3 separate regions of the Homo sapiens genome follow, and all the other regions are linked to region 2. A link is a loop called in an ENCODE intact Hi-C map of the cell type or tissue named here. Cell type or tissue: B cell. All regions are shown on one strand. Links, peaks and the distances in the headings refer to the core of each region. The heading gives the core; the rest is flanking DNA.

The links. A loop is a pair of places that touch in the nucleus more often than their neighbours do. Peaks named below come from ENCODE experiments on the same cell type or tissue, not always from the same donor. Only the 100,000 strongest peaks of a DNase experiment are listed, where the experiment ranks them.
Region 1: a loop joins it to region 2, with 9 times the contacts of the local background. A loop is called at or near these places in 3 of 110 quality-filtered maps.
Region 3: it touches region 2 in a loop (4-fold over the local background); 6 of 110 quality-filtered maps call a loop at or near these places.

The regions. Positions count from the first base shown.
Region 1 is chr9:125,441,823-125,452,056 of GRCh38, forward strand. MAPKAP1 (MAPK associated protein 1) reads right to left here. Exons shown (of 12, transcript NM_001006617.3): 11 at 2,679-2,776. Among named protein-coding and RNA genes, the nearest start is that of GAPVD1, 190 kb to the left of the region's middle. RefSeq lists enhancers at 3,008-3,509, 3,510-4,009, 4,505-5,034, 5,137-5,346, 5,243-5,771. In B cell, for the core only: no CTCF peak of the experiment used is centred there; DNase peaks (open chromatin) are centred at 5,169 and 6,179; H3K4me3 peaks cover 399 bases.
Region 2 is chr9:125,627,027-125,637,260 of GRCh38, forward strand. All of the region lies in intron 4 of MAPKAP1 (MAPK associated protein 1), which reads right to left. Among named protein-coding and RNA genes, the nearest start is that of MAPKAP1, 75 kb to the right of the region's middle. RefSeq lists an enhancer at 9,598-9,747. In B cell, for the core only: a CTCF peak has its summit at 4,454 (motif pointing left); DNase peaks (open chromatin) are centred at 2,616, 4,475, 5,875 and 7,555; H3K4me3 peaks cover 924 bases; H3K27ac peaks cover 1,405 bases.
Region 3 is chr9:125,701,928-125,712,161 of GRCh38, forward strand. It overlaps MAPKAP1 (MAPK associated protein 1), which reads right to left and starts at 5,281. Exons shown (of 12, transcript NM_001006617.3): 1 at 5,044-5,281. RefSeq lists silencers at 4,985-5,214, 5,325-5,494 and enhancers at 5,203-5,497, 5,495-5,654. In B cell, for the core only: no CTCF peak of the experiment used is centred there; a DNase peak (open chromatin) is centred at 5,354; H3K4me3 peaks cover 1,710 bases; H3K27ac peaks cover 2,108 bases; H3K27me3 peaks cover 108 bases.

The sequences.
Region 1 (10,234 bases), core at 1,435-9,434, 180 kb before region 2:
ATTGCTATAAAAATCAGAGATGGGGCCGGGCCTGGCGGCTCATGTCTTTAATCTCAGCACTTTGGGAGGCTGAGGTGGGCAGATCACTTGAGGCCAGGAGTTCGAGACCAGCCTGGCCAATGGTGAAACCCCGTTCTCTACTAAAAATAGAAAAAAATTAGCTGGGCTTGGTGGCGGGTGCCTGTAATCCCAGCTACTCGGGAAGCTGAGGCAGGAGAATCACTTGAACCCGGGAGGTGGAGGTTGCAGTGTGCAGAGATCACACGACTACACCCCAGCCTGTGCAACAGAGTGAGACTCTGTCTCAAAAAAAAAAAAAAAAAAAAAAAAAAATCAGAGGTGGGAGAAGTACTATCTCATCTTCCATCAGGCTCATGATCATTAGCTCTAAGTAAATCAGGCCTAGGGTATGCTACAACTCTTCTGGAGTCTTGTGCATGACACAATATTTCTGCAAATATTTTGATATGGAAACAGACACTTTAGGGAAGGTGACAGACCTCACGGATTTTGCAGAGAAGCATCTGCTTCGAGGGAGCATTTGGACCTGTAAAATGATTTCTCTGCACTTGATCTTCCACAGTCTCATACTGAAGTCATAAACCTGTGTTTCTGTCATCAATCTGCTGTTGTGAAAATTATTTTGATGTCAAACATGGGATTATAATTTTACTAGAATCCTTCTCAAGTCTTGAATATTTTAATGCTGGCTATAAAAAAAAAAAAAAAAAGTCCAGCCCCTATCGGGGTAATGGAATATTTCTCTGCCAGGTCCCTGAACACTCTGCACAAGGGGCCCGTGCTGTCTGTGATGCTCCAGTGGGTAACTCGAAGCTCGCTGGCTGCAAGCACTCCCAGGCAGGCCCGTGTCCCCACTCCTTGGTCCAAGGAGGGGCTCTGATCAGGCTGGTCTATGAACCCTCTCCCTTTCATCCAGCTAATCATGCTACTCTGTCTGCTCCAAACTGTCCTTCCAGCTGCTCTTTTAAATTGCTACCTACTCCTTTTGAAAATCTTTTGCAGCCATGGGGAATGTGTCTCAATATATTCCTGGATCGCAATTCTATTTCATTGAAATCTCCCACACAACTCTTAGGTCATGCATATCTGGGGAATTAAAACACAAGTCTGAAATCTGTCAAATCTGGGGGCAAGTTCTGGTTCTGCCAACTTACCAGAGTCATGATCCTGGCTCTGCTACTTTATTCCTGATCCTCACTTTTCATCTGGGAAATGGGAACAACTTTATCTCATGATCTCACAGAGCTGTGAAGATGCACTGTGATGGGACACGTGGAGCCTCTGGCCCAGGTCCTGCACTGTGCAGTCCCTCAGCATATCTTCGCTACTTCTGCTATTATGTGATGACTTCAACTCTTCAGAAGAGACTGAATGATAACTTACATAGGTTTACCATGTCTCATCTGATTTGTACTCTAGCAGCCCTGGTGGGGTGGGGTAGCATAGGTACTATGATCCCCACTTTACAGGTGGGGACACTGAGTCCCAGAAAGGTGATGTGACTAGCCAGGGTCACACAACTAGGGGTGGGGGAGCCCTCTCTGGTCCTCGCCCCTGCTCTGCCACAGCAGCTGCTTTTCCTATCTGATCAACCTATGGAAGATTTGGCTTGAAGAAAGGATTCTCTGCTTGGGAGAGGCTGAGACCCCTAGTCCAGGGCTACTCAGAGTGTGGTGCCCAGACCAGCGGCCAAAGCAGCATCTGGCGCTTCTTGGAAACGTATGATCTCAGGTCCTATCCCAGACCTCCCAAATCCGCAAGACCCCTGGAGGCTCCCATGCCAAGCAGAGCTCCTCTCAGCCACACTCCACTCTGCAAGGCCCTGCACGGCCTAGCCCCGCCAGCCCCGCCAGCTCCCCCAGCCCCCCCAGCCCCCCATCCCCCTGTGCCTGCCTTGCCTCAGCCCATTCCCAGGCTGCCTGTCTGTGGTGCTTCCTCTCTCTTTACCTGGTCAACATCTGTGCCTTTTCAGTCATCCTTCAGGGTTCAGCTCTCCCTGCCTCCATACCTCCACCCCAAGTCAGTTTACTGTGACACACCCACACCTTTGAGACTAACGATCTCTTTGTAATTTTGTGTTTTATGCCTGTTTCCTCTGGTAGAGGAAAAGCTCTCCAGGGGCAGGGACAGAGTCTGTCACCGTGGCATCCCAGGCCGTGGCCAGGCACACGGAAGGTGCTCAGTGAGTATACTGTTTAGGTATGGTGACATACAAGTCTAGCAGAAAGTTAGGTATGTTTAGAACAGGTTGCTAAAATCACCTTCAGCATAATTATCTTCAAAACAATAATAATTTCCTCAGAGTCTGCTCCAGGAGCTTCAAGGAGCTCCTGACAATGGTTGCAGGAAAATAAACAGTACATAAAAGGAATAAACAAATACAGGAAGAGCCAGGGTTATTGGGATTGGGAGGAAACTGAAAAGGGTCCTGCTTTGACTGAAGCAGGTGCAGAGCAGCTGAGCGGGGGCTGGTGTGGCCCTGGCACAGGCACTCACCCCTGGGTGGCTGGCAAGCTGCGACACTCCTCCTCTGCCAAACTGGGCCCGGGAACCTTCTATAGAGCTGCGGAGTGGGTGGGGCTGCGGCCATGCCGCAAACAGCCTGAAGAGAAGCTGGACCCACCTACCCTGTCTCTGGTTCAAGAAGGAATACTCACCTTGAGCACAATTTCATTGACGGTAGCAGCGTCCGATTCAAAGTAGAGGTGTTTATAGTCGTGATTGCTTAGATACGTGAGTTTAAATATTGCGTGACCTGCAGAGACAGAAAACTGTGTTGAGGGGTTCTGGTGAGTTAACTATGGCGGGGGCCTCCATATGTTCTCCCCTATCATTCCAATTCGAGCGAGAGCAAGTGGAGGCTGAGCAGCACCTAGTCTTCCCAGGAGTAGTTCGTTTTCTCATTACAGGCTGGGTATAAAATGGACAATGAAAAAATTTTAAAGACTCAACAGCCAGTTAGGTCCCATTCCACTCTGGAATGCATTCAGGGGAATGCCACGTTAGGAAGGCTTTACGGAACTGCTGCTATATGATAATTACATGCAAAAGGTGGCGTTTTTAAGGGAGAAGGCTAATTAACTCCACATTATTACTCTAAAAATAAACTAACTGTTTAAAGTCAGATAAATGAGCAACAGGAAGGAGAAGGGTCAAAAGCCACACTATTATGAGGCTGCTCCACAGCCTGGGCTCCTGCTGGGAGAGGACTCCTGCCTGGAGAGGGAGAATCCCAGTTTTAGACCCTGCTGGAAGCTGCTCCCAAAGGCCTCAGGTCATCTCAACCCTGGGAGGATGGGGGCGGGGGGGGCACCATGGAAAGTGGGCACCTCACAAAGCGACCGACTCCAGGGGGCAGAGCTTCTGAATATAAATCTGATCTAGGTCTCCATTCTCCATGCCCCGTCCTACCACCTTCAGGATGACACTTGTCATTTCTGGGACTGCTTCCTGGTCTAGCCTCATCTCACTCCGCTGCCCCGACAGGCCACAGGCTGCCAGAGTGCTGCACACTCCCACCTGCCACACCAGCCTCTACACAGGTTCTTCCCCAAGCCTGGGATGTCCTCTCTCACTGACCCGGATGGGAAAGATTTGCTGATCCTGGGTGGCTCAGCTCAGCTGGCGCCTTCTTGGGTGAGTCTTCATAACCACACTTCTAGGCGCACTTCTTGTGTGGGCCTACCACACGGTACCGTGGCCCTCCAAAGGAACCTGCTTGTCTTATCATACCTGCAGCCATGGCTACATTATCTGGGCCTGTCCTTTTATGTCCAGACAGGTCAATCGGATTCCCTCTTCTAAATGCAGACATAGATGCTAGGCTGTCTAAACTGGCACAAGGACTGAGAATAAGATGAGGGGCTTTGGGACTCCCAGGCTCAGGCCCATGGGGGCTGCCCCGGCCTATCGGCACTGTTATCCTTGGGTTCTAGGAGACTCCTGTGGCCTTCCAAGAAATTCTTCTTTCGCCTTAAGCTACTGAAGTTGGTTTCCATTACTGGCAAGCAAAGGAACAGTGCCCAAGAGAGACACGTAGTCAGTATTCAGTAAACCTTCCTAGACCAAGGAGCAGCAGGTGACATCTCTAATATACAGGTCTCCTGCAAAACGCCCAGAAATGACCTTCCCTAGTCTTTCGACAGACCTTAGTGTCTGTAAGATTAAAATTCAGCATATCCTTTCTATTAGTCCTTCTCATCCGTTGTCCTTTTAATTGAAGCAGCGGCTGGTCATAGTTATTAATTAATAATATATCACCCATATTACTGTAAGTTCACCTCTTTCCTGGAGAAATCTTCTTGGGGACTTTACAGTAGCTAATTTTTCAGATCTCCAAAAATAAACTGATATATGTTGTACATTTGTGGCCAGAAAAGTTGAGCCACTGGTATTTTATCCTGGAAACATCATTATGATGTACTAATTGTGACTATAAATCCTAAATTGAAAAAATTACCTAATAATTTCTGAAAAACCTCACTTTCAGACACTTGACAAATTTAGCCTGATTCTAAATCATGGTACTAAAATGTGAGAATTCCTGACTGGAAGCTAGTCACTCTGTTAACATATAAATTCTGTGTTTCTAATAAGGAGGTGGACCTTACACAGAGGCATCTGTGTGTGCGTCTGTATCTATTCACATTCACAGGATCTACCCCACAACATCAGAATCTTGTCGGTGACATCCCTGTGTGGAGGAACAATGCGGGCACCTTTGTTGGCCATGCTGTGAACAAGCACAGCCATCTACAAAGGACACAGGGCTGTGAAGGACAAAGAGACACCCCCTCCAGGAGGCATTCCTGCTGACAACTGGTCACGACACACAAAGACACCAGGGCCTGGGGCTAGAAAGAACCAGAAGGTCTTAGGGAGACCCACAGACCCGAAGCTTCGGGGTTCACTGACCACTTTGATAAGACAGCTTATGGACTGTCCACACCACCTGCTCCCGCTTGTCACTGACAAAACCAAACCAAACCTCAAAGCACTAAAGCATGTTTTGCCTGAACAATTGAGACACTGTTAAAAAGGTTTCCTGCACTTTAAGCAGAGCCCAATCTATACACAGCACATGTAATAAGTAGTCTGCAAGGCCTAAGAGCCCCAGAAAGGAAGCGTTGACACTGTCCCCTTGGGACTATGGTGCTTGTGAAGCATGTCAATTGTGGGCTGACAGAGGGGAGGCCTGTGGTTCATCTGCACAGTCACGTGAAAAAAACAAAAAAATCATACCAAGCCAAGTCTCCTGAAAGGCTGCATATTTGAACCAAGTAACCTCAAATCCCGTCCTCTGAATTTTGAATGTATTTGGTTGCATGTGGAGGCTGTGTGTGTCTCCTGCCTATCCCCAGGGCTCATTCCAGCACCCATCTGAGGAAGAGTGAAGCAGGTGAGGAGGAGGAAGAGTCCCAACATTCCCCCACTCTCCCTCAAGCCTCCGGTCTGTTTGTCCTTTCCAGTGAAAGCACTCACGCCATAGGAGAGGGGAACAGAGGGCAGAGAACGTTCTGTGGAGCACTTGTGTTTGGACTTGAACAATGACACAGCTGCAAAGTTAATCACTGGGCCGAGGCACGGTGGACAGCCACAGCAGACAGCCCCCTCTTGCTCTCTGCAAGGAGTGATGAGCGGAACCCTGGGGGGCAAGGGCAGGTTAAGATCAGCAGCCATGCTGGGCCATAGGACATGGGGCGGACTCACTCCGCGGGCGTTTCTGCCCCGAGTTCCCCTCGCTAGCAGCCCTGTTTCGCTGGGCGGCCAGAAGGGCAGTTTTCCTCAGTCTGGGCTCTGCCAGGAGCATGGGCTAGAGCAAAGGACAGAGAAATGAACACCGAGAGTCAAATATGATGAGCGTGAAGAAGGTAAACGCAGGGAGCTGCCGTGGAGACACCAAGGCAGAAGCACCTGGCCAGAGGTGGAGAAGAGCCACTAGGGACAGTTTCTTGGGAGGAGCTGACACCTCCGCAGTTTTGGAGGAGGGCAGGGAGTCAGCTGGGTAAAGGTGAGGGTGGAGAAGGGTGAAAAAGAGGAAGATGCCACAGGGCAAGGAAACGGCATGGGCAAACATACAGGGTCTCCATGGGAGCTCTGGGCAAACCAGGGTCATGTGTGGCAGGCAGGTGGGAGGGAGAGGGACACAAAGGGCTGAGAGTGCCTGGAGTCACCAGCTGATGGGGGTCACTAGAGGGGTTTAAGCAGGGCAAGTGAAAGAAATGGGCAAACTGTGTTTTAGGGTGTTCTCCCTGGTTCCCTGGAGCCTGGAGGCGAGGTAAGCAGTTCCCGTAGTCAGCCAGGTAGGAGTGAGTGCAGTTTTGAGCTAGACAGGTGCAGAAAGGATACTGAAAAGGAATGGAGGCGAGAACTACAGAGAAGGTAATGTTGGCAGGATGGGGAGACTCTTTCACAACAGAATAATAGCTAATAATCAGAATTCACACTTTCATAATTTCACCCAGACCAAGACCTATATATTAAAGTGTAACAATTCATTGACCTCTTGCTGGAAATGAATCTGTCAATAAACATGAGTAATTTATGCCACATAGTAAATTTCCACCATAGGTGTCTGGGAAGAAGGAACTGCCCACACTTCAATACTGACTGAACAAAAGAACACCTGTTATCAGATACCATCAGCCTCAGACACCTCACAGTTCATCTCAGGTAGAAGAGGAAGAGGGGGCCAATGACCTCCTCAGCTGCAGCCCACCAGGCATCTCCCTGGGGCGTTAGAGGGAATCAGAGGTAGGCAAGTTACCTTTGAAAATTCCAAGACCACCAGCGGTTTTCATAGGAACAGGGTTAAGTCACAGGAGCAAGCTGTCTTTGTAAAAAATAGCTGAGACACTAGTTGTAAAAAAATAGCTGAGATGCTGGGCGCAGTGGCTCAAGCCTGTAATCCCAGCACTTTGGGAGGCCAAGGTGGATGGATCACCCGAGGTTAGGAGTTTGAGACCAGCCTTGCCAACACTGTGAAACCCTGTCTCTACTAAAAATACAAAAATTAGCTGGGCATGGAGGCACACACCCGGAATCCCAGCTACTTGGGAGGCTGAGGCAGGAGAATTGCTTGAACCCAGGAGGCGGAGGTTGCAGTGAGCTGAGATTGTGCCACAGCACTCTGGCCTGGGTGACAGAGCGAGACTCTGTCTCAAAAAAAAAAAAAAAAAAAATCAGCTAAGAAAAAGTTATGTATTAGTATGACTTTAAAAAAATGTAAAGTTTAATATTCCAATTAGTTCAAATTATTTTGCATTAATTGTTAAATTCTGTTTAAATTAAGGTTTAACAAAAGCCTGAGACACAGAGGAAAAAAAGCATAATTCCTGAAGTTAGAATTAGGATGAAATCCTAGCTCTGCCATGTTTCAGCTGTGGGACCTTGGCAAGGCACTGTCCCTTCCAAGGTTTGCCTGGCTGTAAAGGAGGGGATAGCATCTGTCAGTGATCTCTTATATGTCACATACATCCCTGCATATAGCAGGGAGGTGGTCATTCATTTAACTATGATGGAACTGGTATTTGATGATAAAATGCTAATTGCTTTGAAGATTGCATTTTTAATTGGGCCTCCTTTGAGCAGATTTGCTTTTATAGTGCTATGTAAATAAAATGCAATATAAGAGGGTATAAATGTGGCATCTAAGCACTGGTCACATGCTCAGGGCAGATACTGAAACTGTACCTCCACTCGTGAGTACTGAAGTGAAAATCTGGATATGTAGAACTGTATTTACACTTATGTAAGTTTTTCAAAGTAAGACAGAGAAGATAGAATTTAATACCAAGCAGAAACTAATTAGTGGCACAAATGTCAGAAGTGGAGACGTCCAGCTTTTGTGCTTTAATTCATCTTCTGTATTATGGATTCTAACTAAAACAGGAGGCTGTGCTGAAAAAACAGGTTCTTCCTGCCAGTTCAGGGGGCGTGGCCATGTTGGAAAGGCTGCTGTGGTCATGAGATGGGATGGCTTAAACATACATGAACAGCACTCACAACCCTGCTAAAAGAGGTGCTCCCAGACTTCCACTGCAAATCAACTGAAAGAAGGGTCTTTTTTTGATTTTCAATTTTTGCTCTTTTTTTTTTGAGATGGAGTCTCACTCTGTCACCCAGGCTGGAGTGCAGTGGTGACATCTCGGCTCACTGCAACCTCTGCCTGCTGGGTTCAAGCGATTCTCCTGCCTCAGCCTCCTGAGTAGCTGGTATTACAGGTACCCCCCACCATGCCCGGCTATCATTTTTTTTACTTTCCATCTGCCTTAAGAAAAGTCTCAAGGGAGGGTCTCTTCTAACACAACCTGCCAGTACTGACTGTGGCTGGCCATGACTGGTCAGAGCTGGAGCTGCCAGAATGAGCCTGCAGCCCACCTTTGCCTAAACCCCCAGGTGTCACCACTTGCCAAAAATATAAAAATAAACCTGTTTCTTTTCCTTATTAAAAATACTAGAAATTTAGAAGACAGAGGAGAACCTCCACACCCCACCCCAAAATCCCAACACTAGCACAATGCCATTCACGGTCTCTTTCCTAACCATTCTCGCCTGTTTTCACAGTTGTAATCAGATTGTATACTAGAAGTTGAGCTTAGTTTTTTTAAGTTAACATTTTACCATACCCCTTTCCCTGTTGCAACAATTTCTATAACCACCGTTTTCAATGGCTGCATCTTATTCCAACCAGTAGACGTGAGCTATGGGTCATGTTGCTATCTCTGTTGGGCTTCTGGGTTACTTATAAAATTGCCAGTACTATAAATAAGGCTACAAAGAACAGCTTTGAGGCTTGGGATTCTTTCTCAATTCCTTTACATCAGGCATGGATACTTTTTGAAAACTCAGTTTCCAAGGTCTGATGTCTTCTGGGCCCTCTGGCCTGAGAGGGGAACATTCTCACTGGATTTCTTGGGGGAAACCGATGGGAACACACATTGTTTTAGGCAAAGCTGTATCTTTCTGTAGGTCCTAGTAGGAAATGCTGGACTGGGGTTCTTTGGTCTCTGGGCTGAAAACTCCCTCCTGGTTGGGTCTCCTCTCCACCGTAAGCAACAGTTCTGGGCTGCCTGCAGGGAGCTTCAGCTCAAGGTAATTCAACTGGCAAAAGGGAGTGCTCCTTCCCAAGCACTCCTGCGTGGGCAGCGGCCTGGGCAACCATAGTAATGACCTCTTTGACCTCTAGAGCCGGGGATGTGCCTGACCTACTTACATTTCTGCCTGGATTCTCAAACTCCCTCTCTCTCTCTCTTTGGCTCCTTCCTGTAAACATAATTAAATCTCTAATTATAAAAACTCCCATGGCAATGTGATTTCCCTCCTTCCTCTCATGTATCGAAAACATTCTTGCTAAGGTCACTATGCCCTCAATGTCGAGAGATCCAGTAGAGATTTCTCAGCTGTTTTCGACACTTCTTAAAGTCCTGGCTTCCCTGGAGGCACGGTCACCTGATTCTTGGGTCCACGTCTCCAGTCATCTGTTTCTCACATTTCCTTTGTGATCTTCTGGACCTCCACCTGTCCCTTAAGCAATGGTCTTCCTGAGTTCTATCCTTGATCAGCACCTCCTCTAACTACGTTTTTCCTGTGTCGGGTTTGCCCTTGGGTTTTAGTTACTACTCACATGTTGGTGATCCTGAAGCAGCTATGTGGCCTATACCTTTCTCCAGAGTTTCAGAGCTGAGCAGTGGGTATGGCTGCCACCTCCACATGGCCCCCAGTGCAGCATGTCCAGAACAGACATCAGCATCTCCCCTTAAATTGGCAGTTGTGGTGGCACAACTGGAGGCTTCACCACGCACCAAGTACTGGGCATTTGGTCTCCTAGTTTTCACGTTTATCTTCCGTCCCTCTCTATCCTGGGACCACAGCCCTCACCCAGGTCCTGATCATCTATTGCTTTTTCTCTGGTTTTCCTTCTTTTGATCATGTCTTCTGCAGATTCAAACATCTACTCACAGGAGTTTTTTTTTTTTTTTTTTTGAGGCAGAGTCTCGCTCTATCCCCCAGGGTGGAGCGCAGTGGCGCGATCTCAGCTCACTGCAACCTCCGCCTCCCAAGTTCAAGCCATTCTCCTGCCTCAGCCTCCAGAGTAGCTGGGATTACAGGCGCCTGCCACCACGCCAGGCTAATTTTTGTATTTTTAGTAGAGACGGGGTTTCGCCATGTTGGTCAGGCTGGTCTTGAACTCCTGACCTTGGGTGATCTGCCC
Region 2 (10,234 bases), core at 788-8,787:
ACAGCTAGTAAGTGGTGGAGTCAGGATTCAATTTAAAAAATCAAACAAGCCAACAAAACTGTAGGTGCAATTCATATGTAACAATGAGTAGGACTCATCCCACTGAAGCCTTCTGTGAAATTGTCATCAATATAAAATCACAGAAAATTAGAACAGAAACTACTGCAATGTTTCATGACTACCTGTAATCCATGACGCCTTCTGATAACTTAAAAAATTTCACACTACCCCAAAGATGATACACACCCTCCCCACTGCCATTCAAATGCCTCTATCTTGGGCACATTTCCAATAGCCAGTTTTTTAAGGCTTTAAAGTTTTTATGTAAAAATTAATTTTTCATTTCCCAATGTTAAAATATTTTTTAAAAATACATTCATTGCCCCCTTAAACACACATATAGTGAACCATATAAAGTGAAGACCCTCTCTAATCTTTCCAGTTTTAGAGATGGGAATAGTGAAGGCAGAGAGAGTGGGATGGGAACACCTGGCCTGCACTGAGAAAGGGAACCACTGGAACCGGAACACATTAGGAAGGCCCTGCCAGCACACTTCACCTAACTCTTTTTTATTTTTTTTAAGAGACAGTATCTCACTATGTTGCCTCAACCTCTCGAGTAGCTGGGACTACAGGTGTGTGCCACTGTGCCCAGCTTTTCATCTGACTCTTGAATGGCATAATTCCTTAAACCCCACCCCATCTCACCCTCCAAAAAGTTACGATTTTATCCTACTTTACGGTAGATCTTGTGGGATATGTGGGAACGAAGCTCTGAAAGCATTCAGGTAAGAATTCCCACTGTTTTCATAGGCTGTTGGAGCCAGAAGAGACCTCAGAGAACTAATTCACTTCCTAATTTTAGAAATGAGGAGACAGAAGCTTGGTTAGTTACATACAAACTGAAGCATCCTGCCTTGTACCATTTTATAATTCTCTACGACAAAGGCGGCCACTTCATTTAATTGTGCAAAGTGACTACTGAATGTTAGGGTCTGTGGAGTTGCTGGTGTTAGAAAGATAAACTGGACATTGCCCTGTCCACACACAGCTTACATTCTATGAGAGCAAAGGACATATAAATATATAACTACAATGGAGTGTCATAAGGACTGCTTGTGGTAGTGAACTTGTAGGAGGCAGAGGAGGCCATGTGTGAGCTGAATCTTAAAGGATAAACAGCAATTCACTATAGAGGAAGACATTTCAGGCAGAAGAACACCACACACAACCCACAAGATATGACAGAAAATGGAATGGGCAAGATGGAATGGGCAAGAAGACAGGGCAGGTGACAAGGTGGGAAAAGGGGCACTTTAAATAAAATGCTTCACTATGCAGATCATCAAGAGCCACATAAAGGATACACTCTAAATGTCACTTTTACACCTGTGAAAAGTGTTCTCATTATAAGTCACTTAAGACAAGAAAATGTCTCTTCAGCAAATGGCATTGGGAAAATGAATTGTATGGATTCTTTTGTATGGATATCCACATACAAAAGAACGAAGGTGAATCCTTACACCACAGACAAAAATTGACTCAAAATGGATTAAAGGCTTAATGTAAGACCTGAAACTATAAAACCTCTAGAAGAAATCAAGGGAGAAAACTTCATGACGTTGGATGTAACAATGATTTCTTGGAATATGACACCAAAAGCATGGGTAATCAAAGCAAAAACAGACAAATGGGACTATATCAAACTCAAAAACTTCTGTGCAGCAAAGAAAACAACAGAGTAAAAAGGCAACCTATGCAACAGGACAAAATATTTGCAAACCATACATCTAATCAGGGGTCATGTATCTAACCAGAATATATAATGAACTCTACAACTCAACAACAACAACAACAACAAGAACAACAACAACAAAAACAATTTAAAATGGGCAAAGGACTTGCATAGATGTAAAAATGGACAACAAGCATATGAGAAGATGCTCAACATCACTAATATTAGAGAAACACGAATTGAAACCACAACGAGGTACCATACTTACACCTGTTAGGATGGTCACTGTCAAAACACACACACACACACACACACACACACACACACACACCAGAAAATAAAAAGTGTTGCAAAGGATGTGGAAAAAGTGGAAGCCTGTGCACTGTTGGTAGAAATGTAAAATAATGCAACCACGATGGAAAGCAATGTGAGGTTCCTCAAAAAATTACAAATTGCATATAATTTCAGTAATCCCACTTCTGGGTATACACGCAAAAGAACTGAAAACAGATATTTGTACTGAAAAGAGATATTTGTACTTCCATGTTCAGCACACCATTATTCACAATAGCCAAGAAGTGAAAACCTAAATGTCCATAAAAAGATGAATGGATAAAGAGAATGTGGTGTGTATATACAATGGAACATTATTCAGCTTTTGAAAAGAAGGAAATCCTGTCCTATGCTACAACATGGATGAACCTTGAGGACATGATGCTAAGTGAAATAAGCCAGTCAGAAAAAGACAAATACTGCATGATTCCAGTATTACTACCATATATCTTATGAGGGATCTAAAGCATTCAAACTTTTGGAAACAAAGTAAAAAAGTAGCTGCCAGGGCTGGGGGCAAGAGGAAAAGGGAAGTTGTTCAATGGACATAAAGTTTCAGTTTTGCAAGACTGAAGTTTGAGAGGTCTGTTGACAGCAACGTACATATAGTTACTACCATATTGAACACTTAACATTGGTTAAGATGGTAAATTTTATGTGTTTTTTTGACAATTTTAACTGAAAAATAAAAAAGAAAAGAAGACACGGAAATGCAGGCATGGTTCACTCCCAAACACCTATACTAGTCGAAGCAGACAAGGCCATGTATAACACAAAATGTCACTTTTAGATGTCCTTGGAGTATAATAAATGTGGCTTTTGTAAACACACAATTTATAAACATATTTAAATGACATGAATATCAAAATTAGTTTGTATGCTTCAGCTCACAAACTATGTGGGGAAGTAGGATGGAAGTGCACTGAGAGGCAGGGGACACTGAGCCTAGGGTCAACTAAGGCCTTAGAACCCCTACAAAGTAGAAACATAACAGTCAAGGCCAGGAATCAGTGACACCTAACTCTAGTAATCTCTGAGACAGTCAAGGGTCCAGGAACTCTCGCTCGGTCACCCAGGCTGGAGTGCAGTGGCATAATCACAGCTCACCGCAGCCTCGACTTCCCCGGCTCAACCGATCCTCCTGCCTCAGCCTCCCAAGTAGCTGAGACAACAGGCGCGTGCCACCACACCTGGCTAATTTCTTTTTTTTTTCTTTTTGCAGACACAGGGCCTCCCTATGTTGCCCAGGCTGGTCTTGAAATCCTGGGCTCAAGTGATTCCCCAGTCTCAGCCGCCCAAACTTCTGGGATTACAGGCATCAGCCACCATGCCCAGCCTCCAATAACTCGATTCTACAATAACTGGCTAGATTCCTACTCAGCACAAGTCCATACCAGGTGCTTTGTAAAACACTATCTCTGGCCTTCACATATTGTATGGTTTATTATTTTACAGATGAGGAAATCTTTGGCCCAAAGCAGTGCAGCAGCCCTGGTATGTCAATGCAAGTCTAGGGAGTTAGGACACAAACAGCCAACACTGAACCCTTAATCATGGAAAGATGATTAACACCTCTGCTATGGTTTGGATGTTTGTCCTCTTCAAACCTTATGTTGAAATCTGATCCCAAATGTTGGAAATGGGGCCTAATGGGAGGTGTTTGGATCATGGAGGCAGATCCCTCATGAATAAATTAATACCTTCCCTGAGAAGTGAGTTCTTACTCTATTAGTTCCAGAGACAGCTGCTTATTAAAAAGAGGTTGGGTTGATCACTTGAGCCCAGGAGTTTGAGACCAGCCTGGGCAACAAACAAAGGGAGACGCCATCTCTACAAAAAATAATTTTTAAAAATTAGCTGGGCATGGTGGCATGCACCTGTGGTCCCAGCTACCTGAGAGGCTGAGGCAGAAGGACTGCTTGAGCCCAAGAGTCTGAAGCTGCAGCAAGCTGTCATCACACCACTGCACTCCAGCCTAGGTGATACAGTGAGATCCTGTCTCAAAAAAAAAAAAAAAGCCTGATACCTCCCCGTGTCCTTCTTCCTCTCTCACCATGTGATCTCTGCATTCCCCAGCTCCCCATCTGCCTTCCTTAATGAGTAAAAGCAGCCTGAGGCCCTCACCAGGTGCAGATGCCCAATCTCGAACTTTCCAGCCATCAGAATTGTGAACCATAAAAACCTTTTTGTTTTATAAACTACTCAGTCTCCAGCATTTTGTTATAGCAACATAAAATGAATGAAGACAACTGCCTTTGCTCTGTCCAGCCTGGCAGAGCCATGCAGAGCATCTTCTACCCAAGAACCCTTCTACTATTTTCAGGCAATGTTCACATCTTCTCTGGATGGATTCTGTAAAGCCCAACTCATATGCCCCACCCGGTTCCTAGTCTCTACCACCTCCTTGTGGCACTTGTCTGAATAGACACTTATAGTTGTAAATGTCTGTTGTACAGAACTTACTATACCTCACCACACTAAATTCCCTACTTTTGCTAACCACAGCCATGGTGATTTATTCAGACGTAAGGATGTCAGTTTCCTGCTCCAAATACAACTAGCAGGAGCAAATCAAAACTCTTCTTGATCAAGCCTCGTCTCTCACCTCCTCTGCTCTCAGCCTCCACATTCCAGTCATACCCTACTACTTTCATTGCCCAGAATTTACCAGCATCTCTCACCTCAGATGTTTACACCAGCACTTCACCTACCTAGAAGCCTCCTGCCTAACCTCCTCCCATCCTTCAAGGCTTGGCTTAGGGGTCATCTAAGGAGTCTTCCCTGATATTCTCCCATGCGAAGCCCAGGCCAGGTGTCCTTCCTCTAAGAAACTCACCATACTAGGCCAGGCGTGGTGGCTCATGTCTGTAATCCCAGCACTTTGCAAGGCCGAGGCGGGCAGATCCCTTGAGGTAAGGAGTTCAAGACCAGCCTGGCCAACATGGTGAAACTCCATCTCTACTAAAAATACAAAAAAATTAGCCAGGCATGGTGGCACATGCCTGTAGTCCCAGCTACCTGGGAGGCTGAGGCAGAAGAATCACTTGAACCCAGGAGGAAGAGCCTGCAGTGAGCTGAGATCACGCCACTGCACTCCAGCCTGGGTGACAGAGCAAGACTCCGTCTCAAAGAAAAAAAAAAAAGAAGAAACTCACCATACTAAACTTTTCCTCTCATAGCATTTATTATGCTATATTATAATTGTCTGACTTCCCTACAAGATTACACATACCATTAAATTAGGGACTATCTCATTCACTATTGTATCCTCAGCATTAGTCAAGTCCCTGGCACATACAGGCACTCAAGAAATATTTGAGAAATGAATGCATGAGTTTTCCTTCTAACTACCTGGCTCTGCTGAATCATACTGAGGTTACAATTAACCATGACCCTAAACCTTTTCTTTCATGTGCTACTTGGTTAAACCTCATCTTCCTCTTCCCCTTTTCCACTGCCACCCCCATACACAAATGACTGCATCTTATGACTTAAGTGCAAGTATCATTTTGGTGTGTCAAGACCACTTTAGTCCCTGACTTTGTCACTGCACATGCCTGCTATTCTTCCCAGCCTTCTGCCTTCCACAAGTGTCATCAGCCTATCATCAATGTTCTCATTCAGGTCCCTGACAGCAATGAACACACAAGAGACCTACAGCTTGCCACGAAAGATAGCTCTCCAGTTTGACATAAATCCATTAATCACCACTCTGTGCCTCGTCTCTCAGCCAGGTGCAAAGTCCACCTGACCACAATGTGACTGGAGAATATCTCCAGCTTGCGTGCAAGAATACTATGCAAAAATTGATGCTTTACTGAAATTCAGAACAAAGAATTTTAACCACAGCCCTCTATCTAGCTAACAACCCTATCCAAGAAAGAAATGGGCTTGTTCTGCCCTGCTTGGTTCTGAGGAAACCCATGGTGGCTCCTAGCAATCACTACTTCCCTTTTTTGAATTTACAAGCCCTTTAGCTCTGCTAAGTGAGCTGTTGTAAATGCAAGACCGCTCAATCCCAAAGCTGAAAAGAGAAGTCTATGAAGTGTGAGTTGCTGAAGGAGACTTCATGAAAGAAGTGAGATTTAAGGAAGATTTCAATGCACAGCGCCAACAGAGCTTGGTAGAGGACACAGGGAGAGTAGCCAAATCTAAGTGTGAGTAACAGGGACAGCAAGGCTGATTGTGGATAACAAAGACAGCAAGTCAGAAAGCCTGGCCCAAGTATCACCTGGGACAAACAGGGACTAATAAAAAGCAAGTTCTTCCTGCTGGGCTGCCTCCTTGAGCCAAAAGGTCAACCACAGCTGGGCTTCTGCCTGAATTCTTATTTTAAATATAATAGAACACATATTAGATTAAGCTGAGACAGAAAGTAATCCTTACATAAAAGACAGTTGTCAGAATGGCCAATCTAGTTTCTCCTAAGCACTTTCTGATGACGAATCCACCACCAGGATTATGTGTAATGGGCAATTTTGATGCAAAGTACTATTTTGCAACATTGTCCCATTTCTCTTCCAGAAAAATGCAGAGGTAATTATGTACTCATAGTCAGTGTAGCAAATCAGTTAAATTAAACCTGTATTTCATCTAATTCATATAGAATATGAATAACATAACTAACTTTTCTAATTTCATACTCTAGTACTCTCAAGTAAATAAAAGGGGAAAAAAAGTAAAGTTTCTCCCCTACAAATAGAATCTGTCACTTCCTAGGATGTGCACTTTTCAGCTCATGCATCCTAAATGCATGTGGAGATATTATATGCACTTTCTATTTAGCAATTTAATTATATCTTTGCATTCAAAGAGTGGCAATGGTTTGCAGTAATAATCAGGTGAAAGCATTCTGACATTAATATGCTGGAATCCGATGTGTTAATTTGATGCAACTTTGCCTTGACAATATGTGATTAATTTGTTCTCAGGCTAGCCTTGCTCCCAGCTCTGACAGTTTAAAATGCTGGGTTTCTTTATCCATATCGCTATTTGACACGCCTTAGCCCACTGCTTTGCTAAGACCACTGTTAATTTGTAATGAACTTGCTTTTCAGGGGGGCTCCTTCATTTTTAATTCTGTCAGTGTCACCTCCTTGAGGAAAATTACAAGTTTCCGTAGGTGTGATTACTGCCAAGTGCTGCTGATAAGAGGTTTGAGAAAACAAGGCTTTATAAAGAAGTCTGTATTTAATCTGCTGAAACAGATTTATTGCCTCCAGACAGATAAATATAATACAAAGTTCTCTTATTTAAAAGTCATCCCTAAGTTCTCCCTTACCACAACCTCCTCCTAAACAAAAACACAGTTGCATTTCTAGGACTCAATAATGAGTCACTCAGGGAAAAGAGGTGAACGTGTAATAAATTTAGCAATAACAGCAATTCTTGTCATCAAATTAGACTTGTGGGGGAGTCTCATAAAACACATGAATACATTTTTCACAAGGTTTGGGGGAGGAAAAAATCCCACTGAAACAATTATAGTTTCACTTCCCTTCCAACTAGCAAAAATTTTACACAGCTTAACGAACCCATTTTCTGTGGGCAAACTGAGTACTGGTGAAGTTAGGTATGGATTAAATTTCTCCTTGGCATATGATCCAGACAATGCTTGATAAAGGGTTAGAGGGGAGATGGAAAGTCAAAGTCTCAAAACATAATGCTTAATATAAAACAGTAGAATAACAGTAGGCAGCCTTTAAACTACTTTCACGAGCATCTTCTATTTAACCTTCAAAGTAACTGCATCAAGTAGGTGAGACTGTCCCCATTTTTTTCAGGTGAAGACTCTCAAAGAGTTCATGTGAAGGAATGACAACAAGGAAAGAACAGAAGCTGGGACAGTAATCCACACTTTTGATGGCTAGTCTTCTGCTTTTCTCCATCTCAATCTACTGGAAGGAAATGTCATCTCCTCTCCAGTTAGTCAACAAATAGAGCTAACCAGTCTCATGATGGACTCATTCTCTTGGGCACTAATCTTTACTCTTTTTCCACTTATTCGATGGCACGCTATTCTCCAGCAATGTCAGCCTTCCTACTGTGAAGCCTACTGTTCCCTTAAGGCCAGGTAGTCCTCAAGTCCTGCTAATCCTACCCTCTGATTTACCAGATGCTCTTAAACGTCTACACCAACAGTCAGAACTTAGAACAGACCCATTCACCTCAAACATCGTTTGTGGCACAAGCCCCTTTTCAGAAGATTAGAAACATTTCCCAATACTACAAATTAAATTAAAGCTCCTAGATATGAACTATCAGTGAGTTCTCTCCATTTCCCAAACCATCTTTTTCTTTCTTAGCTCCCCAGCTGCTGCTCAATTAAAAAGTCAAGAAAAAAGCCTTCCACCCTATGTTCAGGCTGATCTGGCACCTTTGCCAACAGAGATCACTGCTCTACTATTTGCTAAAATGCGCCCTACCTTTTGCCACAAGACCGTTCATGAAGCAGCCCTGTCTGAGAAAGAGACTAGTGAACTGAAATATCTGCCCAAAGGAATGTAATCTAAACACTATTTGCATTCTACACAAACAAGAAAAACTCAACACAAAAGCAGGTAAAAAAGCAGAATGCAAAACTACACCTACACTATAAATCATGCTAAATGATGTAAAGATGATTTTGCATCTATGGCTTGAAGAGAGATACAATCATGAAATTCTGATTTTTAAGGTAAGTCTTTATACAGAAATTTCTTAATGCTTCTTTATTGTCATTTGCATACCTACCAGTCTACAAGTTACTTCAAAGCAGGCGTAGCAGTTTATTCATGTCTGTATCCATGGGACCCAGAAAGTAGGGGGTTGATAAGTTTTCACTAAATTAAACTAAATAGAAATTGTTAACAGACATGTTAACTCATATATGGCTCAACTAGAGCAGCTCAGTTCAACCTGGGACATGTATGAACTCCTGGTATCAGCTGCGGCTGGTGTAATGGGAACAGCTGCTGCTTTGAAGTGCCTTCTCCTAAAGGACACACGGCTCCAGGGCAGAGACCACATTCCCTATTCCCAAGTCTTCCTCCACCACTGATTTGTGTCAGAGTGAACCCTGGGGAACTGCTGCTGAACAACAGAAAAAAGGAGGCTGGTTCTAAGATGAGCACAACTGTGGACCAAGCCAAAGGCAGAAAACACCTAATAGCAGGTGTCATTGCCTAGAACAGATGAAAGTTATCCTGAAAGGGACATATTAATATACAGAAGAGAAAAAAAATAAAACTGAAAGCAAAAAATGAAACCAAACACTTTAAAAACACTAGGAAGTACTGGTTTGAAAATACATAGGAAAAAAAGCTAACGCATATATATCAAGATACAATAGAGACAAATTAGATAATTCAAAATTCCTCCATACCTAACAACTCTGTAACTGTGGCTTTTGCCAGATAACTGCATATTCTCTAACATGTGAACTGAGAAAGTCAATCTAATAGTGCCAGAACAATCACCATCCTTGAGGAGAAAATTCTAAACCAAATAATGAACACAGGGCAGGTGCATCCAGTGTATCTACTACCAGACCATTCACAACTAAAACAGCATGAATTAACTGAGAAAATGAATCAACAAACATGCCTTGGTCATCTGTTATGTGCCAATGACTATAGCAGCATTTGCTTACATATGATCTGCCAGGTGATCTGCACCACTCCTACCAGCAAGGCTGGAGGGAGAGGACAAAGGGTCCAAGAGAAGCTAACTTCTTACTCATGGTCACACAGAGAATAAGTGGCAAAGCTAGGACTCAACCCTGTCTTACCCTAATCCACCACACTCACACCTTAGCCCAAAAATCTCGTGTCTAGCTAAGAAGACATACATACATGCAGATGATCTGATTAGAAATGCCACAAGTCAATATCTAATTAAATTTATTGCAAACTGGCCAGGCACGGTGGCTCACGCTTGTAATCCCAGCATTTTGGGAGGCCGAGGTGGGTGGATCACTTGAGGCCAGAAGTTTGAGACCAGCCTGGCCAACATGGTGAAACCCTGTCTCTACTAAAAATACAAAAGTTAGCCGGATGTGGTGGCGCACACCTGTAATCCCAGCTACTTGGGAGGCTGAGGCAAGAGAATCACTTGAACCCAGGAGGCCAAGGATGCAGTGAGCTGAGATCACACCACTGCACTCCAGCCTGAGTGACAGAGCAAGAC
Region 3 (10,234 bases), core at 1,286-9,285, 75 kb after region 2:
GATTTCTAATCAATAATCAAAACATTGTATTGTATACTTCCTGCTCTGAACAACAGGTACCAAAATTTCAGCAGCCAGGTAGGTTGGAGTTCACAATCAGGCAGCCTAGAATTACACTCAGCCCACAAATATGTTTTGATCAACATAATTTTTAATGGCAAATTTTTAAACTAAATACATTAAAATCCACGACATGCAGTGGCTCACACCTGTAATCCCAACAATTTGGGAGGCCATGGCAGGAGTATCATTTGAAGGCAGGAGTTCAAGACCAGCCTAGGCAACATAGATAGACACCATCTCTACAAAATTTTTTTAAAAATTAGGCCGGGCGCAGTGGCTCACGCCTGTAGTCCCAGCACTTTGGGAGGCCAAGGCAGGTGGATCACCTGAGGTCGGGAGTTCGAGACCAGCCTGACCAACATGCAGAAACCCCGCCTCTACTAAAAATACAAAATTAGCCAGGCGTGGTGGCGCATACCTGTAATCCCAGCTACTCAGGAGGCTGAGGCAGGAGAATTGCTTGAACCCAGGAGGTGGAGGTTGCAGTGAGTCAAGATCGCGCCATTGCACTCCAGCCTGGGCAACAAGAGCGAAACTCCTTCCCACAAAAAAAATAAAAGCAACAACTAGCTAGTACATGGCCGGATGCAATGGCTCACCCCTGTAATCCCAGCACTTTGAGAGCCTGAAGCAGGCGGATCACTTGAGGTCAAGAGTTCAAGACCAGCCTGGCCAACACGGCAAAACCCTGTCTCTACTAAAAATACAAAAATTAGCTGGGCGTGGTGATGGGCACCTGTAGTCCCAGCTACTCAGGAGGCTGAGGCAAGAGAATCGCTTGAACCCGGGAGGCGGACATTGCAGTGAGCCAAGGTCATGCCACTGCACTCCAGCCTGGGCAACAAGAGCGAGACTTTGTCTCAAAAAAAGAAAAAAAAAAAAAACTAGCTACACATAGTGGCATGCGCCTGTAGTCCTAGCTATTGGGGAGGCAGAGGTGGGAGGATCACTTGAGCCCAGAATTCAAGGCTGTAGTGAGCTATTACCACGAAACTGCACTCTAGCCTGATAGGACGATACCCTGTCTCTAAAAGTTAAATAAATAAATAAGAATAAATTAAAATCCAGATTTCCAGCATCTTTTCCAAAAAGTGTCAAAAGATCCAAGGACACTGGGCCCACTTCCTCACATGGCAACAAGCAAGTGGAGCTGAGCAGCAACTGCTCCCTTTAGTTTGGGCCCGTGCTCTCCAGTTCATCAAGGCCCAGCCTACTCATCCTAGTACATAACAGGCATCGGACTTGGAGACCACTGAGGAAGATGCTCAAACAGAACAATAATAATAATTTAATGAAGATTTGTTTACTCTTTTTTGGCCAGTTTTTTGTGGCTCTATCACACATTAGCTCTGTGACTCTTAAGTAACATATTTAACCACTAAGCCTCTTAAATTTAACACAAGCTGAAATATGCTGACTTCTGAGTCAAAAAACTTCACAAAAACTTCGAACTCACAGAAACAAGTCAGGGCACCTCCCATAGGGAAAAAACGTAATGTGGCCACGAATGGTGGCTCACGCCTGTAATCCCAGCACTTTGAGAGCCCGAGGCAGGCAGATCACTTGAGGTCAGGAGTTTGAGACCAGCCTGGCCAACACAGCAAAACCCCGTTTCTACTAAAAACACAAAAATTGGCCAGGCGTGGTGGCACCTGCCTATAGTCCCAGCTACTTGGGAGGCTGAGGCAAGAGAATCTCTTGAACCCAGGAGGCAGAGGTTGCAGTCAGCCAAGATCATGCCACTGCACTCCACCCTGGGTGATAGAGCAAGACTGTCTCAAAAAAAAAAAAAAAAACAAGTAACGTGACAGAAGTCCTTGTCATATAATAATTTGACATCTACAACTGCGTCCGTAACAGTAAGGCCTATACATCAGAATAACAGATTGCCAGCAAATTATCTTAGGCTGAATCATATAAATCCACTCAACTGCAAAAGTTTCTGAAGTCTTCAGGTATAAGTCAATAAGCAAAACAAGCTCCCCCACCAAAAAAGAAAAACATTTAAAGTAACAGATAAGGCTATGAGCTCCTTTAGTGCAAAGGCCACTTCCATTCCTCGTGATCCCTCCTGTCTCACAATGACTGGCACACTGAAGCTACAGCTCAAGGGCAAGTTTCTCTCTGAAGCCTTTCCAGAGGGTCCGCATCCACATCACAAAGAACAAGCAACATGGTGTAGTAATGAAGAGTGCCGATCTCAGTGTTCAGCAGATAATCCCCTCTATCTTACAGCTCTACCAGCAGCATAAACTCAAGGAAGTTATTCAAGGTCTCTGTGCCCCAGTTTCCTCATCTGTAAAATCAGGATGCTAATAACACCTTCTCACACGAGAAAAAAATGAGATAAAGCATTTAACATCACACCAGCAGAGTAAGTACTCATTACCTACCATCATCAGTGTTTCCTTCTCAGTGTTCTATGGTACCTCCTGGGGACTTCTACCTTAGAACCCACAGTACTTTATTATGGTTCACCTGCACACACACAGACATCTCCTCTACTAGAATGTCAATAACCTCAGGATAGGGACCCAATTTTACTTCTTTTTGTATCCCCAAGGTCTAACATTTTGCTTGGCACTGCTGAAATGAATCGTAGATCCTCGAAGTATTTATTAACTGGAAAAGTTATTAGCAGAAACTGGAATTTACCTCCCTTGCCTGGTACTCAAGCCCTCACTGACTCTGACCCCTACCGCCCCTCCAACTTTACGTCCTTGTACCCTGCTAAAAGAAGCAATGACTTGCATGACTCAGGCTGTAAACTCACTCACCAGTCTAAAACCATGCCTCAAGCATTATACCTTTGTATCTTATAGCTATTTATTTCGGGGGACTTTACCACGTACCAGGCCCTTTATCCCCATTAGTTCAATAAATATTCACAACACTCCATGTGGTCAATATTATTCCCTAACCCAACCCCTAGTTGAAGAAAGTGATGCTTGGAGTTATGTGTCGAAGGTCACATATCCTGTAAGAACAGGGACCAGGAATTGAATCCAGAGTCCATGCCTATTTTCTATAGACTGTCTTCTCTGCTCATATTCAAAGCTGAGCTAACTAACCTACCTGCCATCTCCTTGCCTTGGAAGAGCACAGTCTTTACATTTAAAAGATTTCTGTACCATTCATTTTAACATTCATATGTTTTGTCCTATATAACTTTTGGTTTCAATATGTACTTGCATAAAAAGAGGGAGATGATGTGAGAAAAAGGCAAGACATGTAATGGAAAAAGCACAGATTTAGGCATCAGACAGACCTGGGTTTGAATCCTGGCTCTGTCTCCTACCAGCTGTGTAATTTATTATGGGTCTTCCTAATCTGTAAATTGAGGTTAAAATGATTAAACAATAGAAACCCCTATATAATACCCAAATACTCAAAGTTTAGTTTACCTCAAATTATGAAGCATTACCTGGCCACATCCCATCCCTCAAAGGTGAATAACCCATTCCCCTCCCGCACCTACCACTGTCACAAGAACTCTCACACAATGTACTTATCACGGTGTTAGAATTATTCATTTCCCTTATCTCTCTTTCACTAAATTGAGCTCCCTGGCAGCAAAGACTGAATCTTATATTTATCTCTAATTGCCTAGCATGGTACCTGGCATATATATACATATCCATATTCAGTAAACATTTGCTAAGTTAAATAATTGTAGATAAAAATGAGCGCTTATAGAATTCTAGAGGAAAAATCATTTCCAGGTGGGGTTGTCCTGAATTGGTTGGGTGAGGCCAACTCAGCTGAGCCGTGGGAAGCGTCTCAATAGACTGAAAGAGAAAAGGGGAAACCTAGGCAAGGTAGGGAGAATGTTCTACAAAAATCAATGGAATAGGAAAGAACAAAAATGATTAGAGATCCTACTTATTCAGAGTAATGGATCAGGATGGGGTAATTAAAGAAGGAGACCTTTTCAAGCATAACTGGAAAGGTAACCAGGAGCCAGATTAGGAGATGTAAGGGGGTGTAAGTGCAGTCTGGGACACACAGTAGTTGAAGGTAGGCATGAGCACACAGATGAATGGGAAAGGGCTACCAGCATGCCCCAAATCCCGCAGGTGTGTAAACTGAAAAACATGAAAACAATTATTGCTTCATCAAGAACTCTTTCCGTGTTTACTAGGTACCTTGTGTGGGCTCATAAAATATAAGGAATAAAACCCATATCTAGGCTTCTGCTCAAGTGGGTTTTAACATTACGGATCCACCTCTCCTGCTTGTCAGAGAATGAGAACGCTGCTTTTTTTAAACCAATGGGTCTCCATTTGACTCTTCACACCTGGGAAAGTTTTGAACTTTGCCGATTTGGGTTTATAACAACATGGTGCTTTGTACAGTGCCAGGTACTGTGGTGGGCTTCCAAAGTGACTTTCATTCATTCAAAAGGAAGTTTTAACCAATTTCTGAGTCAATTTGGGGGTCTCTGGTTAAAGTCATAATCTTGTTTACGCTACAATCTCTTTTTCCCAGCCTTAAACAAATCTAAATGACTCCTTGCCACTCCCATAAACAAAGAATGAATCAAAGTTCCAGCAGCACTGTAGCTAGAAAAAAGTCTGTAAGGCTGTTAACCTCTTTAAGGGGGAGGGGGAGAAGGGACGCAAGGAAACAAGGACCACACAGTCAATGCTTGAAAACCTTGATTTTCACATTATGAAGACCAGGGCACCTAGATATTGCCAAGTGCAGGCCCAGAAACTGCCGGAGTCAACTACACCCCCCACCCCCACACTACCAGGTCAGCTGGCTTCTTTTCCCCTAAACCACACACCCGCCTCAGACTCCTGACAGCCTCCAGTTCTGGAAATGGCCAGGAAACGAACGCGCCCGGGCCACCTGAACAAGGGCCCGGCAGGCGGCCCGCCGGGCAGCGCTGAAACTGGAGGGGTGAGAGGGCCGCCAGGTGGGCAAGCTGGTGGGCTGACGGACGGGCGGGGAGCTGGCGGCTGGGGCAACCTTTACCTGAAGCTGCTTCCACACTACGGGCCGGGTCGGCCCCGGGACACGTTCCTGAGGGGAGGGCCCGGCTCCCCCACGCCTCCCGGCCCCTGCCCCGAGCTCTGCACTCTCGGGATCCACGGGGACCGGCGCTCCTCCCGGCCCGCTCAGCTGCCGCTTCCCGGGTTAGCCCTCATGCCCCTGCTGCTCGCCGCCGCCGGCCGGCCGAGCAGCAGCCCTATTACCCCGAGCCGCACACGACCCGGAACCACACCCCGGCGTTCCGGAAGTCCCCGACCGGGAAGGAGCCTCTGGCTGGGGACGTAGTGCGCAAGCCCCAGAGCTGAAAGCAAGGAGCGGTAGCTTCCCGCGGGGCGGGGCCGGGAGGGAGGCCGGGCGCATGCGCGCCGCTTCTCCAGTGCAGGGAAAGGCCTGGGTCGGAGACTGAGTTCTGGCAAGATGCGCCAGTGCCTGGACTTGCCTTGAGCAGGAATCAGTGTTAGGCTTCTCCATCGAATCTTCTTTCTCCCCATTTCCACGGAGAAAAGCCCTTAGTTCGTCCAGAAATGAGTGATGAGGCAGCTCAGCCTCTCTGAGAAAGACCTGGGTTCAAATGCCAGCTCTTATAACTTGCTGTGTGTCCTAGGATGTGACACTTCTCTCTGAGCCTCGGGTTTTCCCATCCAGGGCAATAGTTTCAACTTTAGAGTATATTGCTGTGGGAATCGAATGGGATGATGCTTGAAAAACACCCAGCATAGTGCCTGACACATAGTAAACATGCAGTCAATGTTAGTTATTTCTCTTATTATAATATCTGTAATATGGAGGTGACAATAATCTTCCTCAAGCCCTGCTGGGAGGTTTCCAGGAGATGTAGGAGGACTGGCACAGGGCAGAAGTTCAGTGTGTCTCATGCTGCTCCCTTCCTCTCTCACGGAGGAAATCAGTAGAGAAAGCCACGATGAAGGGGGAAAAAGGATTCAGGGAGTGCAGTGAGAGTGGTTCTCCCACCTGAAAGATGCTTGGGGAAGTCTCTCAAAAACGCACCTTAGCAAAAGAAAAAACTCAAGGTTGAATTTCAGCCCTGAGGGACCCCTGCCCAATTTTAAACTTATTAATAAATATGCCATGGGGCCAGGCACGGTGGCTCACACCTGTAATCCCAGCACTTTGGGAGGCCGAGGAGGGCAGATCACTTGAGATCAGGAGTTCGAGACCAGCCTGGCCAACATGGTGAAACCCTGTCTCTACTAAAAATACAAAAATTAGTCTGGCGTGGTGGTGTGCACCTGTAGTCCCAGCTACTCAGGAGACTGAGGCAGGAGAATGGCTTGAACCCGGGAGGCAGAGGTTGCAGTGACCCAAGATCAGGCCACTGCACTCCAGCCTGGGTGACAGAGACTCTGTCTCAAAACAAAAAAACAAAAAACACGGTGGGTCTACCCATGTATTTCAAATATGGTCATCCATCACTTAATGATGAGGACACAAGAAATGCATCGTTAGCTGATTTTGTGGTTGTGTAAACATCATAGACTGTACTTACACAATGTCAGAGCCTACTACACACCTAGGCTGTTTGGTATTAGCCTATTGCTTCTAGGCTGCACACCTGTACAGCATGTTACTGTACCATATACTGTAGGCAATTCTAACACAATGGTATTTGTGTATCTAAACATCTCTAAATGCAGAAAAGGTACAATTAAAAGACCATGTTATAATCTTAGGGGACCACCATCATATGCACTCTGTCATTGACCAAAACATCCTCATTCCACGCATGACCATATGTGATTGATCTCTTACTACATCCCATTACTTTATGTAATTGGTATCTTACCACATATCTATACTGGGGGAATAGTGCACCTCAGCACCCAGACACACTCTTGCACACACACCACCACAGTTCCATCAGGGACCTGTCAGAGGCACTCTAACAAAGCAGCAGGTGTGAACAAGTTTGGATATTTGATTTTCTGAGGTCACCAGGTTATCTGTTCCTTCCTAAATCTTACTCTCCATTTTCCTCTCTCTCTCTCTCGAGTTCCAATCTGAAGCACAGCTGCCTGACTGTCTCCTAGACACATAAAACTCGACCTATCTAAAACTGCTAAGCAGTTATAGATTCTAAAGAGTAAATATTTCCTAGCACTTTGAGAGACCAAGGCAGGAAGATCATCTGAGCCCAGGAGTTCAAGACCAGCCTAGGCAACATGGTGAGACCCCATCACTACCTTAAAAAATTTATCTCTATATAGGCCGGGCACGGTGGCTCATGCCTGTAATCCCAGCACTTTGGGAGGCCAAGGGGTGCGGATCACAAGGTCAGAAGATCAAGACCATCCTGTCTTAACATGGTGAAACCCTGTCTCTACTAAAAAAAAAAAAAAAAAAATACGAAAAATTAGCCAGGCATGTGGCACACACCTGTAGTCCCAGCTACTTGAGAGGCTGAGGCAGGAGAATCGCTTGAACCTGGGAGGTGAAGGTTGCAGTGAGCACACCACTGCAGCCCAGCCTGGACAACAGAGTGAGAGTCTGTCTCAAAAAAATAAAAAATAAAAAAATATATATATACACACACATATACACATATATTTTTTTTAGCCAGGTGTGGTGGTGAATGCCTGTAGTCCTAGCTGCTTGGGAGGCTGAGATGGGATGATTGCTTGAGCCCTGGGAGGTCAAGGCTGCAGTGAGACGTGATCATGCCACTGCACTCCAGCCTGGATGAAAGAGCAATGCCCTGTCTTGAAAAAAAAATTAGAAAAATAAAAAGTGAATACTCACTCTGCCACTTACAAGTTTTGTGACTTCATCTCTCCAAGTTGCTTCTCTAAATATTCTTATCTTTACCTGGAAAATGGGAATGACAGAAGTCCTACATAACCTCATTAGTTTGTTGCAAGGATAGAATGACCTAATACATGTAGCTTACATATAACAGAGCCTGGCATGTGACTATTATTTACTAATGCCTACCAGTATGAGTATACCTCAGTCAGTAAGCAATACTTATTGAGTGCCTATTGAGATTCAGTGGTGAAAAAGCCAGACGGGGACCCTACCCTTAAGAAGCCTTGTAGTCAAGTTCGACTATGGGTTTGAAATACTGTAGTTACTGTGGTAAGTTGGCATGCAGTGATATATGGTAGGATTTCAAGGACAGTATTGAGGGCCCAGTTGAGAATGGAGACTAAATGTATGGTGATACTAATATGATGGCTAGTGTGATTATTCTATAGCTAGTTGGAGCAGTCACGATACACACACCCAAAGAATGAGAAGTTGGATTGATCCAAGGAAGGATTTTGCCAGACAGGTGTGATGGGGTCATATCAGCTTTTAAGAGTGCTTAAAACAATGAGCCATAGAAAGTATGCTGGATAGGGAAGCAAGAGAATTCCAGAAAAACAGGTATCACTGGCCTAAAGGTCTCAAATAGATGTAATGGAAGTCACTGATGAAGGAAAGCAGAAGGATGGAGGTTATTGTCACAGATGGATGTTTCAACAAATAACCTCAGAGGAGGAGCCATGTGAGAGGGGGTCCCAGCTAAAGTGGAATGGGGGGAAAATCACTGAAGATGAGATAGTCAAGGAACTGAGATCCTTGTGAACGTCCATCCCAAGATGGTGGACAGACATGGGGTGAAAAGGAAACCAGACGTGCTCCCCATGGCATCTGCAACTGAGGAACAGCACTGGGGAGGTAGATGAGGAGGAGAGAGGAGAAACTAATTGGATGGCATGAGCCTCCAAGAAGCAGGAGTTGTATTGGTGGAAGTGTCATTAAAGCATACATTGACCTGTCTCCTGACCTGGGGTGTACAGTGGTAGGACCATGAGAGCTAACACACATACAAATTTTTTTTTTTTTTTTGAGATGAAGTCTCGCTCTGTCGCCAGGCTAGAGTGCAGTGGCACGATCTCAGCTCACTGTAACCTCCGCCTCCCAGGTTCAAGCCATTCTCCTGTCCCAGCCTCCCGAATAGCTGGGACTACAGGTGCCCGCCACCATACCCGGCAAATTTTTCTATTTTTAGTAGAGACGGGGTTTCACCATGTTGGCCAGGTTGGTCTCGATCTCTTGACCTTGTGGTCTGCCTGCCTCTGCCTCCCAAAGTGCAAGGATTACAGGCGTGAGCCACCACACCCGGCCACAAAAATAACATTTTTACAGCACACTGATGGTGCTGGGCCAGGGGCTGGCTAGGGGACTCCCATAGACATCAGGGCAGCGGGACAGGTACCTGGGCATACCTATGACAATCAGGCTTCACAGCCTTCATCTCCAGCTTGGAAAGGAAGCCATGTTAGGGGGTGGAGGTTCTTTTTCTTCTGGTTCCCGGGACTAGAGAGGGTCAGTGGGCAGAAGTTCAAAAACACCTACTACCGGGCCGGGCGTGGTGGCTCCTGCCTCTAATCCCAACGCTTTGGGAGGCCAAGGCGGGCGGATCATGAGGTCAGGAGATTGAGACCATCCTGGCTAACACGGTTAAACTCCGTCTCTACTAAAAATACAAAAAATTAGCCAGACGAGGTGGCAGGCACCTATAGTCCCAGCTACTGGGGAGGCTGAGGCAGGAGAATGGTGTGAACCTGGGAGGCGGAGCTTGCAGTGAGCCGAGATCATGCCACTGCACTCCAACCTGGGCGACAGAGCGAGACTCTGTCTCAAAAAAATCAAAATAAAACAAAACAAAAACAAAAACAAAAAAAACACCTACTACCTGTGTGGCCTTCAACAAGTTACTTGCCTTTCTTGTGTCTGTTTTCTCATCTAGGTTGTTGTGAGAATTCCATGAGGTACTGCAGAGAGAGTAACTAGAACAGTGCCTGGTATACAGGAGGTGTTGCATAAATGCCAGCTCTTCTGGCCCGGCACGCCAAGATGGGCAGTAAGGATCAGGTCCCTTCACACATTCAGTTTCCTCACAGCCCCTCAAGCCTCAATTGTTGTTTGCCTTTCCACTCAGCAAACTCCAATTCATTTTGGGGGGCAGCCTAAAACAACAACCATGTATTATTTCTCAGGATTCTGTGGGTTGATAGGTGTTTCTCCTGCCAATCTATCCTGGGCTTGCTCATGCAATTGCCGTCAGATGGAAGCTAGAATGCCTGGAAGGACTAAAATGGCCTCACTCATGGCAGCAGATGTTGGCCAGACTATCTTGATTTTTCTCCTTGTGGCCTGTCTGGTGGCT